Regions from separate parts of the Homo sapiens genome. Here region 1 is linked to region 2. The links are chromatin contacts, found by Hi-C or POLR2A ChIA-PET in ENCODE. All regions are on one chromosome and are shown on one strand. Each heading gives the region's core, a stretch centred on a gene start or an enhancer-like site at or near the end of the contact. The rest is flanking DNA. Distances are from core to core; before and after follow the strand shown.

Region 1 (3,207 bases), core at 49-2,548, 400 kb before region 2:
TCTGAGAGTAGCAGATGGTTGTGGGGGTCACCACTATATAGGTGAAGGGAACAGCAGTTACAAAGTGCTGAGGCTTTGCTTGAGGCTTTCTGACTTTTCAAGGTCACCCAACTTGTGAATGACAGCTCTGGGTTTTAATCAATTTCTGTGGAACAGCAGGCAGCAGGGGCATGGAAAGTTTAGCTTATTCAAGGTGAAGACTTGAGAGTTATGGGAGCATGTTAAAATGATATTTGCAGGGCTGGAACGGCTCCAGAACACCTGGGCTGTGAGGTCCCCCATCACCACGCAGAGCACCAGGGACTTCAGAGGAAATATTTGTTTTAATCATTTCTGGAAATGGGATTGCTGTTTGATATTTTCTCATTCTGTTTGCCTGACAACCACACAAGAAATCAGACTTTTTAAAGGCCTCTCTTGCCTAATCAACTAGATGCTTTGGAAAAAAATTTGCCAAATGATAGAAATATTTCTCTTTCAGCTTAACTGCTGACCCAGACTAGTGAAAGAAATGGCCTTTCAAAGAATAAATCTATGAAATTCCATTTCTGGGGCAAGTGCCTTGATTTGCATTGAGCATTGTTGTAAATGTCAACTGTCCGGCTCCCACTGTCAGCTTGAATGGCCATCAGTGTTTACCCTCCCAAGATAATTGCACTAACTTATTCAGCACATGGTTGGAGGCTGAGGCCATACTGTTTCTTGTTAATCTCAATCACGTCCCTCTTTCCTCCTTCCTTTTTCTCCTATGAGGCACTCCTAGATTTTTCAAGTTTATGATGAAATACTAAATTCTTCGCTTAGCAGGGCTGTTAGATTTCCTGAGTTGCCTTGCCGAGCCAGTATTCCCATGGCTGTTCCTGAGAGCAGGTGGGAGAATGTGAACCCGTTGAAGAGACTGAACAAAGGGACAAGCAGTGGCAATTTCCTTCCCTCACCACTGGAAGTTGATGTGAAGAGCCAAGGGCACAAAATTTTTCCAAATCAAAAATACCAGAATATACATGCTGTCTTGTTTATCAGTATCCCAAGGACCCAGAACATAGTAGATGTTGAGTAAATATTTAGTGAATGACAATCACAGCAAGTTGTCTCTGCTAGCTTAACCATCCTCCCATGGCCTCCTCAGTCCCTTCCTCATTGGACACTGCTGGATTTTTGCCAATTGTGTTCTCTTGAGGAAGGGGTTGAGGGGACAAAGGGAGGAAAGGCTGGACATATTGCCTAGGCTTGATTGGCTGCAGCCATTGTGACTCTTTTCCAGCTGCAGAGCATTTTGCATGTGAGGAATGATACGGAAACATGCCTCCAGCAGCCAGCTGGCTCCTCACCAGTTCTTTGTAAATACCAGCCAGAGGCAGCTCTGGTCTTCTGCCAGGATAGAGACAGTGAAAGCAAACTTCACAGGTTCCTCGCCCTCACATGGGGCTCATCAAGACCCTACAGCTGTTGTTTCAGCTCCAGATGAATTCTTTGTATTTTTACTTTAGAGAATCTACTAAGGAAATGTCATTCCCTCACTTCCCTCTGCCTATATATGTTTGCTTTGGCAGAGAATCACTCTGTGTTCCTCTCTTCTCCACTCTCATCTCTTTGATCCAAATGTTCTCTCCTGCTGGTTTCTTCTTGTCCCTGGAGGTACAAAACACATGTTTGGTTTGGTAGAAACATTAGGAGAATATCTGACTGTCTTCAATTGCTTAAGGGGGGGTCTTGATTAATATAGCTGTGTGTTTCAAAATCTGTTTTACCTGTTCTTCTATCAGCAGCATTATCATTAGCCAGTCTGGGAAAGACGCTTTATATAAATGAAAGATTTGGCCCAATTTCTAAGGAGTAATTTTACCGTGTTTTGTAGCTTTTGAGACTCATACATTTTCATACTTTAACACCTCAAAATTTGGGAGGCAAATTCTTTCTTATCATAGATATAGGCCATGCATTGATCAGTAGTACTGTTTTTTCTTTTTTGGTAGCTAAAATAATGGTGTGTCTTATAATAGATGGAATCTTAGATTTGATGAAATGCAGTAGTTTATTTTGGCCAAAAATATCTCAATTTATTTATTTATTTTTCTTTTGGTTCTTGATTTGGAGATTTATTTTTCTAGTTATTTTTTTTTCTATTTGGTGTTAATCATTCAGACTAATCTATGAACTACCTATTTCTATAATCAGCCCATTTTAAAATGTGTCCATCATGATAATTTTAAATATATATAGATAGATTTATATAAAGGAAGAAAGGATCCAGGAGTGAGAAAGCCGAGGTTCTAGTTCTGCTTTTGCTTTAACCTTGGATAAGTAATTACCTTTTGAGCTCTTCTTTCTTGGCTATAAAATAATGGGTAAGAATGCAATGATTGCGAAGACTTTGATTTCATTGTGGCTCCTCCTCCCTGTTGGTTGTTATTCAGAGTCAAAGGCATGAGATGGGTAGCAAATTTGGTTAATGTCTCCTCAGAGTAAGTTTATGTCATAGTGACTTGCGAGAACCTGTCATGCCAGACCCAATTAATTTTCTCTGTGAGATAATGATCCCATTGCATGAACAAATGAGAAGAGCTAATAGTTGAGTGCCAACAGAGTGCCAGGCACTGTGCTATCTGCTTGCTATGGGTTGAATTGTGTACACCCCCAAAATGTTGAAGTCCTGATTCCCAGGGGCTGTGGCTTTATTTGGAAATAGGATTGTCTTAGTCTGTTTGTATTGCTATAACAGAATACCTAAGACTGAGTGGTTTATAAAGAAAATAGATTTCTTTAGCTCACAGTTCTATAGGCTGGGAAGTTCAAGGGGCAAAGCACTGGCATCTGCTCTGCTACTGGTTAGGGGTTTTGTGCTGCTTCCACTCATGGTGGAAAGCAGAAGGGTAGGCGCATGCAAAGAGGTTACATGGCAAGAAAGGGAGCAAGAGAGAAAAACTGGGGAAACCAAACTCTTTTTAACAAGCTACTCCTGTGGGAATGAATTCATTCTACAGAGAACTAATCCAGTCTCAAGAGTGTGAGAACTTACTGACTACCTCAAGAATGGCACCACGCCATTCATTCATGAGGGATCTGACCCTCCTTACCCAAACACCTGCCGCTAAGTCCCACCTCCCAACACCACCATATTGGGGATCAAATTTCTACATGGGGACAAGCAATATCCAAACCATAGCAGGTCTTTATGGATGATCAAGTTAAAATGATGTCATTAGG
Region 2 (3,382 bases), core at 318-2,817:
TAAAAATTTCAAAAAGGGACAGGTGAACTGTGGGCTCTGCATAGTATGGTAATTAAAAGGTTGGGTTTTACAAACAGACTCAATAGTGCCAAGAAAAGGATGGGTGGGTTTTCGTTTTCCCATCTCCATCATATTCTCAATATTCCTCAAATAATAGCAATACTAAGATTAAAAATATACACGTAAATGGGAAGAAAAGCCTATGTAGAAAATTTTGCTATAAAATAAAGGGCTTTAACACAAATATTATTTCTAGACTATTCCCTCCCCTTAATCCCTATCAGCCCTCTAACACATTTGAAGCTCCTAATGAATAGTAGCCCCCTGAAGCTGCTAGGTCAAACTGCCTGAACTTGAAGACGGGCCTTCCACTTATTAGTGATTGAGTTACTTAAAATAAGAATGATAAAAACCTGCTTCATGAGGTGTACTCCTCACTTTATAACTTTCACCTGCTGCTATCTGTTCTATTTTAGGAATTTATCATTTTTTGAGGAAATTAAAAGAACAGAGATAAAATCCCTGTCATTTATAAAACTCACAGGATAAAAACAAAAAACCCCTCTGTCGTGGGTTCTTCTGTCCATATGTAACAATCTGTTTCATACCTGGATCTCATATATGAAAACCTAAATTATTGTATAAGATACACGAGAGTGGATTTATCAGACAAACGTGTATTTCACTAATGCAAGGAATTTAACCTATCAAAGACTTTCCCTATTTGCTGCAGAAAATTTTAGAAATGCAAGCAATAAAATCAAAATTTAAAAAAATCTTATATTTGGCATGTCGAAGAACTCTTATACTTCCAAAAGTGTAGTTATTTGTAGTTAGTGATGAACCTCTCTACACATCTTAGCCCTATGTAATGTTGGGGGTAGAAAAGGAGTTTAGAGATTTTGAGAAATCTTAGGCTAGTTGAAATACTTCAGAAACGTCAGGATGTTGAATTACCATCCCTCTGACTTAGAGAAATACCAACACTCGGGAAGATTACCATCAGAAACAACTTTGAAAAGTTTAATTTTGTCACTGTTTTTAAAATTAGAAATAATGTAAATAAAGTACTGAAACAAAGTAGTCTCACAATAAATAGTAGCTATTCCTGTCACTTGTTGCAGTGGAGGCCCAATATACATTGTATTCTCATATTTGTACTTCCTCCCAACATCTAGCGCATATTTGGCCAACATATAAATATTTATCGAAAGAATGAATGACATCAATGACAGGTTGGTAGCACTCCGCTGTCCGATGGTCCAGGTTAGGCCGTGAGGCCACGAGGAAACTACGGATAAAACAGTATCCAATTTGCCTATACCGCCTGCTAAACTACAAGTCCCAGTACGCAAACTCCATGGTTTCAGGGCATACTGGGAGAAAGTCTCCGGCTCTTCATTGGCCACGTAGGAGAAGCTGTGGTTTGTGTAAAAGCGCGGGCTTAACGCACGTACGCACGGAGACTGCGCAGATCTCCTCGTCTGAGTTCCGCGGAACTCATTTTGAGTGTAGGCGTTTTAGCCGGTAGGGTTTAAGAACAGTTTCATTTCCGGAGCCACCGGAAGCAGCTTGCAAATGGCGTCTCCCTCGCTGGAGCGGCCAGAAAAAGGCGCTGGAAAAAGTGAATTTCGTAACCAGAAGCCGAAGCCGGAGAACCAAGGTGATGTTATGTGGGAACCGAAGCCTGGGGTTTGTGTACGTTGAGTTGCGATGTTTTTTTCTTTCGTTCCTCGTGGACTTATAAAACCACCTGGAGCCTGTACTGTGTAGTTGAGTACCTGAATAATCGCTGATAAGATTTTGGCTGGGCCCACAGGAACGGCTGGCCGATATGGTGCCACCCAGGTGTTCCTAATTCATTGCTTTTGCTAAAGGGTCCCCAAAGCGAAGCTGTTGCGGATTACGTCTTTTGTAAAAGGATGAGTATTAAGAAAATGCCTAGGGCGACGCAGAACCTTGTAAGCCTGCGGGTGGCTGAAAGTCACTGACGGAATGAGGAATAGGGTGAGGTGGGAATAGGTAGTCATGATATACAAGAGTGGACCCTGATAATGGGGTGAGGTATGGGGAAAGGAGCTATCCGACATGTCCTTAGCTCTAGTTTGTCAGTAAAGACATTTTGAAAGATTATCAATTCCTGTTTGTCAGATGCTAAAATATTAGACGACACAGCCCTTACTGTTTAGGTTGTGTTACCTTTTAATTGTTAACTCCTGCGTTGTAGTCTGGTTTTACCCGTTTTCTTCAGTGTGAATGATAGAGAAGTCATAAATAGCCTGGGGATCTGTTCAACCAGGCTTATAGGAAGTGTTAAAAACATTGAACTCTCAATTTAGATGCATTGGGAAAGTATTCAAAGTTTCTTTGTTGTTGCTCATTAAATGATTATGTAACGTACATAGCAGGGGATACAACTTATATAGAGTTTAATAAAACCATGCGGGAAACTAGCATTCAGACTAAGTAAAATAGAGCATTACCATACCCCTCAAACCCTTACGTGCACCTCTCAGATCATATTCTCTTTTCCTGTATCAGACGTAACCACCCTGAATTGTGTTGCATTCTGTTCCTCTTCTTGTAGTCATGAAGTGGCTTAATTTAGCCTGTTTTTTAATTTTATATACATGAAAGTGGACCGTATGCATTTTTCTGTGTCTTCTTAGATTTAGCTTTTTGTTTTTCAAACAGGGTGATACTTGCGGGTGTAGTTTTAGTCTTTTCACTGTTATGTGGTGTTTCCTTGTATGAATATACCCCAATTTATTTTTTCATTTTACTATCGGTGGACATTTGGATTGTTCCCAATTGCTTGCAATTATAAACAATACTGCTAAAACATCTTTGTACATGTCTTCTGGTTAACATGTTCAAGGGTTTCTCTAGGTTGTGAACATAGGATTGGAATCACTGAAGTGTAGGGTGTGTGTAAGTAATGCTAACTTTTTTCCAAAGTGCTAGTGTCAGTTTTGTTCCCACTAGGAGTGGACGAAAGTTGTCATTGCCTTACATTAGTATGAATACATGTTATCTGAATTTTGAATTTCTGTCATTTTGGTAGTTATGAAATGGTATTTGGTTGCAGTTTTAGTTTGCATTTTCTGATCACCTATGAGGTTGCATATCTTTTCACATGTTTTGAGGCTTCCTTAATTGTGAAACTCCTGAGTATTTCTTTTGTCAGTTTTTTTCCTGAGGTTGTAGTGGGGATTTTAAAAAAAATTATCCATAGCCTTTGAAGTGTTTAAATTGGATAGGGACTTCGTCAGGTAAACATTGTAAGTAACTAGTTGCAGTGACTCACACCTGTAATCCCAGCACTTTGGCAAGCTGAGGAGGGGGGATTGCTTGAGCCCAGGAGACCAGTCTGGTCAACATG

What was found. A loop is a pair of places that touch in the nucleus more often than their neighbours do. ChIA-PET counts read pairs that join two places held with the same protein, here RNA polymerase II (POLR2A). Pooled maps may share reads with other maps.
Region 1: a loop to region 2 is called in a pooled map, with 2.8 times the contacts of the local background. The contact joins the enhancer-like site here to the promoter of KRR1 in region 2. A Hi-C loop is called at or near these places in 8 of 50 pooled maps. POLR2A ChIA-PET finds 5 or more read pairs at or near these places in 3 of 52 experiments (A549, OCI-LY7 and SK-N-SH).

What each region holds. Positions count from the first base shown.
Region 1 is chr12:75,907,402-75,910,608 of GRCh38, reverse strand. No RefSeq gene overlaps it. Among named protein-coding and RNA genes, the nearest start is that of PHLDA1-AS1, 120 kb to the left of the region's middle. Within about 2 kb of position 1,298, at least 17 of the 41 ENCODE cell types and tissues checked have a DNase peak (open chromatin) inside an H3K27ac peak, as active enhancers do.
Region 2 is chr12:75,509,794-75,513,175 of GRCh38, reverse strand. KRR1 (KRR1 small subunit processome component) reads left to right here and starts at 1,567. Exons shown (of 10, transcript NM_007043.7): 1 at 1,567-1,663. The coding sequence starts at 1,579. RefSeq lists enhancers at 1,600-1,759, 1,266-1,809, 1,810-2,354.